Regions from separate parts of the Homo sapiens genome. Here region 1 is linked to region 2. The links are chromatin loops, found by intact Hi-C in ENCODE. Cell type or tissue: ovary. All regions are shown on one strand. Each heading gives the region's core, and the rest is flanking DNA. Links, peaks and the distances in the headings are about the cores only.

What was found. A loop is a pair of places that touch in the nucleus more often than their neighbours do. Peaks named below come from ENCODE experiments on the same cell type or tissue, not always from the same donor. Only the 100,000 strongest peaks of a DNase experiment are listed, where the experiment ranks them.
Region 1: a loop joins it to region 2, with 4 times the contacts of the local background. A loop is called at or near these places in 60 of 110 quality-filtered maps.

Annotation. Positions count from the first base shown.
Region 1 is chr20:1,105,817-1,111,192 of GRCh38, forward strand. No RefSeq gene overlaps it. Among named protein-coding and RNA genes, the nearest start is that of PSMF1, 10 kb to the right of the region's middle. RefSeq lists an enhancer at 2,850-2,899. In ovary, for the core only: no CTCF peak of the experiment used is centred there; a DNase peak (open chromatin) is centred at 2,798.
Region 2 is chr20:813,620-818,995 of GRCh38, forward strand. No RefSeq gene overlaps it. Among named protein-coding and RNA genes, the nearest start is that of FAM110A, 17 kb to the right of the region's middle. RefSeq lists a silencer at 3,964-4,140. In ovary, for the core only: a CTCF peak has its summit at 2,576 (motif pointing right); a DNase peak (open chromatin) is centred at 2,582.

The sequences.
Region 1 (5,376 bases), core at 88-5,087, 290 kb after region 2:
CTGCCCTGTCCTTCTCATCCTGGCCAACTTAAGACCTGACCCAGCAGTTGGGAAACATCTTTTCCTTTTCTCTTGCTAAAGTCCAGCTGGGGCCAGCCTTTTTCCACCAGGCCATGTGAGCAAGATGGAAACTATGACAGTTCTGGATGGGCTGGAGGCTGGACTTTATCCCTGCCACATCCCTGCCAGCCAGTCACCCTGACCTACCACATCCATGCCACCTGCCTGCCAGGCCATTCCCAGAGTTGCTCTGTCCTGGACAGCTTGGCAGCTGTGAAGTGCCTCACACAGTGCAGGGAATAGGAGATGATGTCACTCAGGAGTTCGGCTGACCGAGCACTCCTGGAAAGATGGGCAGACTGAGGCCCCACCAGGAGAGGAGGTGCTCAACAAAATCTCGTGTTCAACAAAATCATATGGCTTGCGACACCAGAGAGGCCTGGGTTTTAACCCAGTTTGTGCTGATTTTCGAAGTGGTCAGAACTATTCTTACAAGGTGTCAACGCACACTGAGTGAGGGCATGGGTCAGGGTTGTTTGTGTGTGTTGCCCATTTCATCCTCCTCACAATACAGTGTAAGAGACATTGTTATAACCTTTGATTAGGGAACCAAGACTTCACTGTCTGTGAAGTATTCTACTCTACCAGCTCATTGCATCTTCACGCAACCAGGGAGTATTACAATTAGTCACTCCATTTTACAGATGAGATGAGAAGATGCTGGATGAGAAGCCTTGAATCTCCAGGCCAAAAAGGGCTATAGAGAAAACTACAGCACACCCTTCTGGGGAATGTATGATTCTAGCTCTGTTCGTTGTCTCTGAGCTTAATATTTTGCACTTTATAAATTGCAGATAACTGATAGACATACAAACTTTGTCTTGTCTGATGGAACTGACTTCCATCCCCTTTGTGGAAAAATTAACTCTGCCTCCAATTATAATTCAATTCCTTTATTCCATATAAATTTGTGCTTTTTTGACTTGTCCTTTGACCCAGTTGTAACATCTGTCTATTTATTTTACTCTATATACATTTGTACTTTTCTTTTGAATGAGTTATAACATCTGTCTTGCCCCCTCATTGTTTAACAAGTAAACTAAAATCTTTAGTATGGGTTCATTTTTATAGCTGTAAGAGAGTCACGGTTTTAACCTTTTTCTGAAAATTATCTTTTAACAGAGCCTAGAAATCAACGCCTGATTCTTACTGAAGTAGTCCTGGAAACAAACCCTCCCATTCCTCCTTGCTCACCTCCAGCACTCAGGGCGCCCTTCCATTTTGTAGGTAATCCTCATTCAGGGTGCTACCTATCACCCCTTAGCTTACAAATGTGCAAATTAAGGCTCAAAGAGGCAAAGCAACTTGCCCAAGTCTACACGGGAAAGCCAAGCTGTGTGTGTGTGTGTATGTGTGTGTGTCCTGACTGCTTGACCAGATTGTGAATTCAGCTCCAGGTAGAGTACAAAGAATACATTTGGAAACAGTCTGGTGCTTGATGGGGGCCAGGTAATGCTGTGATTAAACAGCAGGTTCCAGGGGCCTTGGCAGGTTGCACAATCTCCAGGGAGTGAGACTGCAGCAGTACTGTTAGTACCGTTGGTGGTGTCTTTGACTCCTGCAAATCCTAAAGAACAGTTCAGGCCTAGGTGGTGGTCTCTTTCTGTCCCTTCCTAGCTCTCCACCTAAGAAAATTGCCCAGGGTCATACTGCTTGTAAGTGAAAAAGCCGGGATTTGAGCCCAGGAAGTCTGACTTGCAAACTTGCATGCTGCAGGGTTCAAGACTTGGACTTAAACCCAAGTTTGTTCTTCTCAGCTGTGTGACCCTGGAAAAGTTGCTTAAGTTCTCTGAGCTACTTAACTTCTCATTTAAAAGTTGTTATGAAAATTGAATTAGATAACATGAGCCAAGTGCCAGACACATAGTAAATCCTCAATAAATAGGTGCTGTTTTCCAAGGCCTCATTATCTCAAATAATGAGCCACCTCTTAGGGGCCCTTATCATGAGCCAGGTACTGTGGGAGGCATTTTATTGACATCATGTTCAGAAATTCTCCCAACAGCCCTTGGGGAGACACCACTATAACCCCTATTTGACAATTTGATAAGCCATTTCCCCAAAGTTGCACAGTGAGTAAGCAAAGAGGCCGAGATGTAAACCCAGGTTCCCTGACTCCAAGGCCTAGACACTTTTCTACACTATGCACCTGCTAATGTATTTATTCACTCATCACATATTTATTGGGCACCTACTATGTATGCCAGGCTCTGTTCTAGGTGCCAGGACTATAGCAGTGAACCAAACAGACACAAATCCCTGTGCTCATGAAGCTGATGTTCTGGTTTGGGGAGCATCAGGCAGAGCTTCTAGCCTTTCAAGGTAATACTGGTCACCCCTCCCACCTGCCTGACCAAGGTGGGCAAGTGCCTGATGGAACTTTGGAGTTGGAGCTGGACATGGGTGGCATGGGGGCAAGGCAAGGATCAGGCCCAAGTCTGTGAAAGGATGGAGACAAAGAGAAGTAGGGGGTACAGGAAAGAGAGTGGCCTCAGAAACCGACCCTCTGTGCCTCCAAGGACTTGGGTTCTCTGGGGACCGTCTCTCCCTGAAGGCAACGATCCCCAGAGCTAAAATCAGGTATTTCCAGGTGTGAAGGCTGATTGCAGTGTGGACAGAGCCTGCTGGGGGGGCTCTGGTCTAGGGCTCCCCTGAACCTCCTGGTGGAATGAAGTCAGGATGGAGGAGAGTGTGCCTCTCCCTGCGTGGCTGCCATCTGTGGACATTTGGGTGGGCCAGGGTGCCCTCTTGTGGCCTCCCTTGTCTCTGCAGAGACTCTTCATGTGTCCCTGTGGTTGGAGGAGCTTCCCATGCCTAGATCGTTTCTCTGTTCCCAGCCTGGACCCTTGACCCTTTTTTCTATTCCCAGCCTTTTCTGCCCCTGAGGTCTGAAAAATGGTCCTCGTCATGACTCTTGGCTTTTCCTGTGTAGATCTTGAAACTCAGAGCTCAGAATCCCGCAAGCCCTTAGTGATGCTGTTGGAGGCATGGCACTGTGATGAGGAGGCAAGCAGGCTGACCGCCTGGCTCAAATCCTGACCCTGCTGCTTAGGACAATGGCACAACTTCTCCCTTATTTTTCTCATTTTTAAAGCGAAGATAATAATAGTTTCTACCTTAAAGTGTTGTTCTGGGAATTAAATGAGACAATATACATTGAGCAATTTGTCAAAGCCCCAGTACTACCCCCCGACCCCCACCACACACACACACTCACACTCACACCTTTTATGCCTTCCCTTAGTATTTCAGAGGCCTGAAACCTAACAAGTGCATTTTTCAGAATGACTTGCCAGCTGGGTTCCAAGTTAGATCCAGCCACTGGGAGGCAGAGGCAGGGGCACATTATTGCTTCTCCAACAGCAGTGGCAGAATCTTGAGTTTTAGGTTTCAGTTTGGCAGCAGCCTCTGCAGGTCCCCCCACCACCCTACATACACACAGACTGCCCCAGGATGGGAGGCAGCTGTGATCACTGCTGGTGGTTTTCTGAAGCTCCTGCAATGTCCAGACTTTCTGAAAGCTGGTGGCAGCTTTCCCCAATCTTTACATTCCAATCCATCCACTGGTTCAGTAAGCATCATATTTTTCCCATTAAATCCCCTTCTGCTGGATGTCAAGCAACCAGGGCTCTCATTCATTGTTGGCAGGTGTGGAAAATGGTATGACCATTTTGGGAACACATTTGGCAGTTTCCTATAAACATATACTCTACCATAAGATCCAGCAATTCTACACCTAGGAATTTATCCAAGACCAGTGAAATCATAAGGCCATACCAAGACCTGTCCATGTATGTCTACAGCAGCATTACTCATCACCATCCCAAGCTGGAAACAACCCAAATGCCCATCAATAAGGGACTGGACAAACTGGCACATCCATACAACACAATATTACTCAATAAAAAGGAAGGTACTGATACACACAACATGGATGAAGTTTGGACATGATGATGAGTGAAAAAAGGCATGAAGGGGTATTATTTTATGTGTCAACTATGGAGGGGTGCCAAACCTTCAAGAAAATAATTGCCACACAGCTGTGAGGAGTGCAGTTTGCTAACGTCCTCCGGCCATAGGACCACTGGGATCATGCTGAAGCCATGCTCTTTACGGGCAGCCCACCGAGCAGAGACAGCACTAAGGCCTGGCCATTTCAATCCAACAGGGAACTCTCTATGATATTTCTTGGTGCTGGAGTTCTCCGTTGGGCTGGCTGAGACTTTCTCACTAATCCTTATTCCTTCCTTCTCTTCTTTTGTAGGAGCCAGATCAGCAGAAAGGCCTGAAGGTTCTCCCCACATACTCCTGTTCCCACTCCCCTTTTCCTTTTGTGACTTATCCCCAATAAACCTCTAACACTGCTAACTCCATCTTGACATCTGCTTCCTGGGGCATTGTATACATTTCATTTATATGAACTTTTAAGAGAGGCAAAATTAGATACCAAAAATATAGATGCAAAAAACACAGATCAGTGGTTGCCTGGTGATATGATTTGGATGTTTTGTCCCCTCCAAATCTCCTGCTGAAATGTGACCTCCAATGCTAGAAGCGGGCATAGGGGGAGGTGTTTGGGTCATGGGGGTAGATTCCTCATGAATGGCTTGGTGTCCTCCCCATGGTAATGAGTGAGTTCTCACTCTATTAGTTCATGTGAGAGCTGGTTATTTAAAGGATCCTGGCACCTCTTCCTTGCTCCCTCCCCTTCTCTTTCTCCATATGACATGCATGCTTCCCCTTTGCCTTCCACCATGATTGAAAGCTTCCTAGGCCTCACCAGAAGCCAAGCAGATACTGGTGTCATGCTAGACAGCCTGCAGTGCCTTTCTTTAGAAATTACCCAGTCCCAGGTATTCCTTTATAGCAATGCAAAATGGACTAACACACCTCAGCTAGAGGCTGGAGAGATTAACTGCCAAGGCACATGAGGAAATTTTTTGGAGTCATGTAAACATGCTATATCTTGGTCATGGTGGTTACGCTGGTCTATACATTAGGCAAAACTCATGAAGTATACAACTAAAACGGGTGATTTTATTGTATGTAAATTATCTCAATAGAGATGAATTTTTAAAAATCCTTTCTTTCTGGAAATACCTAGAGAATACGGTGGTTATAAGACTGTGTGCATTTGTCAAAACTCAGAGTTATACACTAAAAAGGGGGAGTTGTACAATCTATAAATTATGTTTTTGGCCAGGCATGGTGGCTTACGCCTGTAATCCCAACACTTTGGGAGGCCAAGGCAGGTGAATCACTTGAGGCCAGGAGTTCGAGACCAGCCTGGCCAACATGGTGAAACCCCATCTCTAC
Region 2 (5,376 bases), core at 248-5,247:
TGAATAATCCACCCCTTGTTTAGCATACGATCAAGGAGTAACTATAAGTATGTTCAGCTGAGCAGCCCATGCCACTGCCCTGCCTATGGAGTAGCCATTATTTTATTCCTTTACTTTCTTAAATAAACTTGCTTTCACTTTACTCTATGGATTCACCCCAAATTCCTTCTTGTGTGAGGTCCAGAAACCCTGTCTTGGGGTCTGGTTTGGTACCCCTTTCTGGTAATAATTCTGTAAGTATTTGTAGTACGTCTGAGCCACCAAAATTTCCATACTGATCCTTCCATTAGAATATCCTTTCTGCCTGTCTCTTTCTGGCAGGATCTGATCCATATTTCAAAGCCAGTCTCAAATGCCACCTTTTCCAAAGAAACCTATCCTTATATCTTTATCTAATACAAACAGTATATATTGGGAGCCTAAGAAATGCTTGTTGCATACATCAATGAATGAACCCCAAACCAATGTATTTCTCCCTTCCTTGTAATCTCCAGAAATGTTTATAAACTTTGTTGTTGTTTATTTGTTTGTTTTATTTTTATTTTTATTTTGAGATGGAGTTTTGTTCTTGTCACCCAGGCGGGAGTGTAATGGCGCGATCTCGGCTCACCACAACCTCTGCCTCCTGGGTTCAAGTGATTCTCCTGTCTCAGCCTCCCGAGTAGCTGGGATTACAGGTGTGCACTACCATGCCCAGCTAATTTTTGTGGTTTTAGTAGAAATGGGGTTTCACCATGTTGGTCAGGCTGGTCTCAAACTCCTGACCTCAGGTGATCCACCCGCCTTGGCCTCCCAAAGTGCTGGGATTACAGGCGTGAGCCACCGTGCCCGGCCTGTTGCTATTTATTTAATATACTTTATTTTTTTGAGCGATTATAAGTTTATTTTTATTTATTTATTTATTTATTTATTTATTTTTGAGACAGGGTCTCATTGTCACCTCTTGCCCAGGCTGGAGTGCAGTGGCACGATGTTAGCTCACTGCAACCTCTGCCTCCCAGAGTCAAGTGATCCTGCCACCTCAGCCTCCTGAGTAGTTGGGACCACAGATGTGCACCACCACGCTGGGCTACTATTTTTATATTTTTAGTGCAGATGGGGTTTTGCCATGTTGCTCAGGCTGATCCTGAACTCCTGAGCTCAAGCAATCTGCCTGCCTTGGCCTCCCAAAGTTCTGGAATTACATGCGTGAGCTACTGAGCCCGGCCTTAGGTTTACAGAACAGCATTCCACCCATGTTATTTATGCAGGGGAGCACACCACACACATCACTTTGCAGCTTCCTTTCTCCTCTTATATGTCTTACAGATCTTTCTGTGTTCTGTACATTGAGACACTCATTCATTGGCTTCACTCATTCATTTGAATTCATTCCTTTGTTCAACAGATATTTATCGTCAGCTCTATGTCAGGCACTATGAGAAGTGCTTGGGATATAAAACTGAACAAAATAAACAAAGTCCTTTCCATTGGAGAGATGACATTCTAGTGTAAGGAGATAGACAATAGATAATAAATACAACAAATAAATAAATACATGGTTTAGTATGTTATAAGATGCTTTCTGTAGGAAAAAAGTGAGAGGGACCTGGAGTGGAGGGAGGACCGAGTGGGGACAGGTGCAGGGTGGGGGCAGCCAGTAGAGCCCCTCTGAGGAGGAGTGGATCACAGGAGGATGACTGGCAAGACCTAAAGGTGGCAAGCTGTCTCTGGTGCTGGCTCTGAGAGCAGGATAGCTGGAGTAGAGTGAGGGAAAGGCGAGGTCAGAGGTGAACCTGCAGGGCAGGTGGGGCTCCTTCCGCTAGCGCATGGTGTTCCATTATCCAGATGCACCAGGACAAATGTCGCCCACTGCCATTACTAGGTGCTTACCATGTGCCATCAAGAACAATACCGCAGGCCGGGTGCGGTGGCTCACGCCTGTAATCCCAGCATTTTGGGAGGCCAAGATGGGTGGATCACTTGAGGTCAGGAGTTCGAGACCAGCCTGGCTAACATGGTGAAACCTGGTCTCGACTAGAAATCTAAAATTAGCCTAGCGTGGAGGCGCACTCCTGTAAACCCAGCTACTTGGGAGGCTGAGGCAGGAGAATCTATTGAACCCAGGAGGCAGAGGTTGCAGTGAGCCTAGATTTCGCCATTGCACTCCAACTGGGCAAGAGCAAAAATCTGTCTCAAAAAACAAACAAAAACAATACTGCAATAAACATTCTGTCAGTCTGTCATTTTGCCCATGGACAGAATATCTGCAGAATTAATTCCCGGCAGTGAACTTGAGAGAGATCACCCAATTGCCTTCCAAAGGAGCTGTGCCTGGACCATGGGTTTCAGCACAAAGTGCTGCTCCCTCCAACTTGTAGACTCTTCTGGCAGGTCACGGTGGAGCTCACATTCTAGCGGGAGAGTGTCCAGGGCAGAGATATTCCATTCCGTGTCTTTTCTCCCAGGGCTCGCACAGAGAGGGTTCACGCGGTAGTCAGTAGGTGGGCAGTGCTTGGTGAAGGCATTGATGGGTGGAGGGATTGAAGGATGAATGAATGGATTAGGGGCTGACAGTGCCGCTGCAGTTACTCAAAGGAGCCACCAGGAGGCGCAGGGAGCCCACATTCTGGAGACAAACCTTTTAAAAAAAGCATCTGGTGACTTAACGACCTTTTCACCAATGGCTTGTGTGGGGCCTTAATGCTAGGGTGAGAAAAAGGTGGGAGATGGAAGAAAGGGGAGTGGGTAAAAGGACATGTGGGAGAAGAAGGCAGAGAGAGGGCCTTCTGAGGGGGCCTCCACGCCAGGTAAGGACCGTTTAGCTCCCCTAAGAGCCTGCAGCATTGATGCAGATCCCAGCAAAGCCAAAACCCCCTTATGCCCACAGTTGAGCCCAAAAGCCCAGAACAGAGGGGAAAAATAAATTTCAGGATAGGCCAGGTGAAGTGGCTTACGCCTGTAATCCCAAAACTTGGCGAGGTCAAGTAATCCCAAGTACTTTGGGAGGCTGACAGGGGAAACTCTATCTAAAAAAAAAAAATAAGAAAAGGAATTTCCAGGATAAATATGTACAGTATAATCCCATTTATGTGAAAAAAAAAATCTCCACAAATAAATTCCTTTGTGCGTGTGTGTGTGTGTGTGTGTGTGTGTGTTTGTGTGTGACGGAGTCTCAGTCTGTCGCCCAGGCTGAAGTGCAGTGGCACGTTCTCGGCTCACTGCAACCTCCGGCTCCCAGGTTCAAGCAATTCTCCTGCCTCAGCCTCCTGAGTATCTGGGATTACAGGCGTGTGACACCACACCCAGCTAATTTTTGTATTTGTGGTAGAGACGGGGTTTCACCATGTTGGTCAGGCTGGTCTCGAACTCCTGACCTCGTGATCTGCCCGCCTCAGCCTCCCATAAATTCTACATATTAGTTTGGGGAGTGTGTATTTACCACATACACATCTACAGGGAAAATCTGGAAAGGTAAATGTCGAATTGACAACAGTGGTTACTTTTGTTATTGTGTGTGTAGAGAGGGGCAGGGGACAAAAAGGAAAATGAGGAGTGATCAAAGGGGACTTTAATTTTCTTTTTTTTTTTTGAGACAGAGTCTCAGCTCACTGCAACCTCTGTCTCCCAGGTTCAAGTGATTCTCCTGCCTCAGCCTCCCAGGTAGCTGGGATTACAGGCACCCGCCACCACGCCTAGCTAATTTTTGTATTTTATTTTAGTAGAGACAGGGTTTCGGTTTCACCATGTTGGCCAGGCTGGTCTCAAACTCCTGACCTCAGGTGATCTGCCTGCTGCGGCCTCCCAAAGTGCTGGGATTACAGGCGTGAGTCACTGCACCGGGCCCCCAAAGGGGACTTTAGACTAAACTGAAACATTTTAACTTTCCAGGAATCTGTAACCCTGCTATTATATAACCACAAATTAAAAATTACTTTAAAAAATGAAAAAAAAAAAAAAAAAAAAAAGGCTGGGAGCGGTGGCTCACACCTGTAATCCCAGCACTTTGGGAGGCTGAGGCAGGAGGATCACGAGGTCAGGGGTTTGAGACCAGCCTGGCCAAAACGGTGAAACCCTGCCTCTACTAAAAAGACAAAAATTAGCAGAGTGTGGTGGCACGTGCCTGCAGTTCCAACTACTCAGGAGGCTGAGGCAGGAGAATCGCTTGAACTTGGGAGGCAGAGGTTGCAGTGAGCCTAGACTGCGCCATTGCACTCCAGCCTGGGCAACAGAGCAAGACTCCGGCTCAAAGAAAAAAAAAAAAGGAAAAGAGAAAAAAAAAGGAACAATAACAACAACAAAAATTAAATGCTATCTTGTGTTGCATCAATAGAAGTCTTACGTGCAGCTCAAGGGAGGTGACAGCCCCCTCTGCTCTGCTCAGACCACACCTGGGACCTCCTTTCCTCTTCTTGGCCCTGTCCCGTGAGAAGAATAATGACAGCCTAAGGCATGCTGGGGGTTGGAGATGGGGGGAGGCTGGGGCCATCTGCACATGATACAGATCCAGGAATAGTCCCTTTACCCAAGCGGGAGAAACTGGGCAGGTGAGCAGCTTCCAGGTGTGTGGATGGCAAATGGATGCCAGACTTTAGGATAGGAATCCAGGGGTGCAGCGGATGGAAAGTCCAGCCCAGGATGGGGCATAGTTTTCCCACCCAGCTAGGGAGGGAGGGTAGGGGCTACTCTGGGGTGTCAGGAGTGCCGAAGCCTGAGGTAGGCGCAAGCCAGGCAGCATGGCAGCATCCTTCCAGAGGGTGTTGTGCAGCTGTGGAAAACAATTGCTGGGAGGCCGGCAGGGGCAGTGGTGGAGGAGACCAGAGCTTAATTCTAGGTGAGTCACAATAGCCTCATCTGTAGAATGAGTGAGGGGTGGGGCGTAGTTTCAGATTTTTTTTTTTTTTTTGACACGTAGTTTCGCTCCTGTTGCCCAGGCTGGAGCGCAATGGCGCAATCTCGGCTCACCGCAACCTCCGCCTCCCGGGTTCAAGCGACTCTCCTGCCTCAGCCTCCTGAGTAGCTGGGATTACAGCCATGTGCCACCATGCCCGGCTAATTTTGTATTTTTAGTAGAGACGGGGTTTCTCCATGTTGGTCAGGCTGGTCTTGAACTCTTGATCCGCCCGCCTTGGCCTCCCAAAGTGCTGGGATTACAGGCGTCAGCCACCGTGCCCCACCAGTTTCTGACTGATTTTCTTTTTTTTTTTTTTTTGAGACGGAGTCCCGCTCTGTCGCCCGGGCGAAGTGCAGTGGCGCGATCTCGGCTCCCTGCAAGCTCCGCCTCCCGGGTTCACGCCATTCCCGGGCCTGGGACCACAGGCGCCGCCACCACGCCCGGCTAGTATCTTTTTTTATTTTTATTTTCAATAGAGACGGGGTTTCACCGTGTTAGCCAGG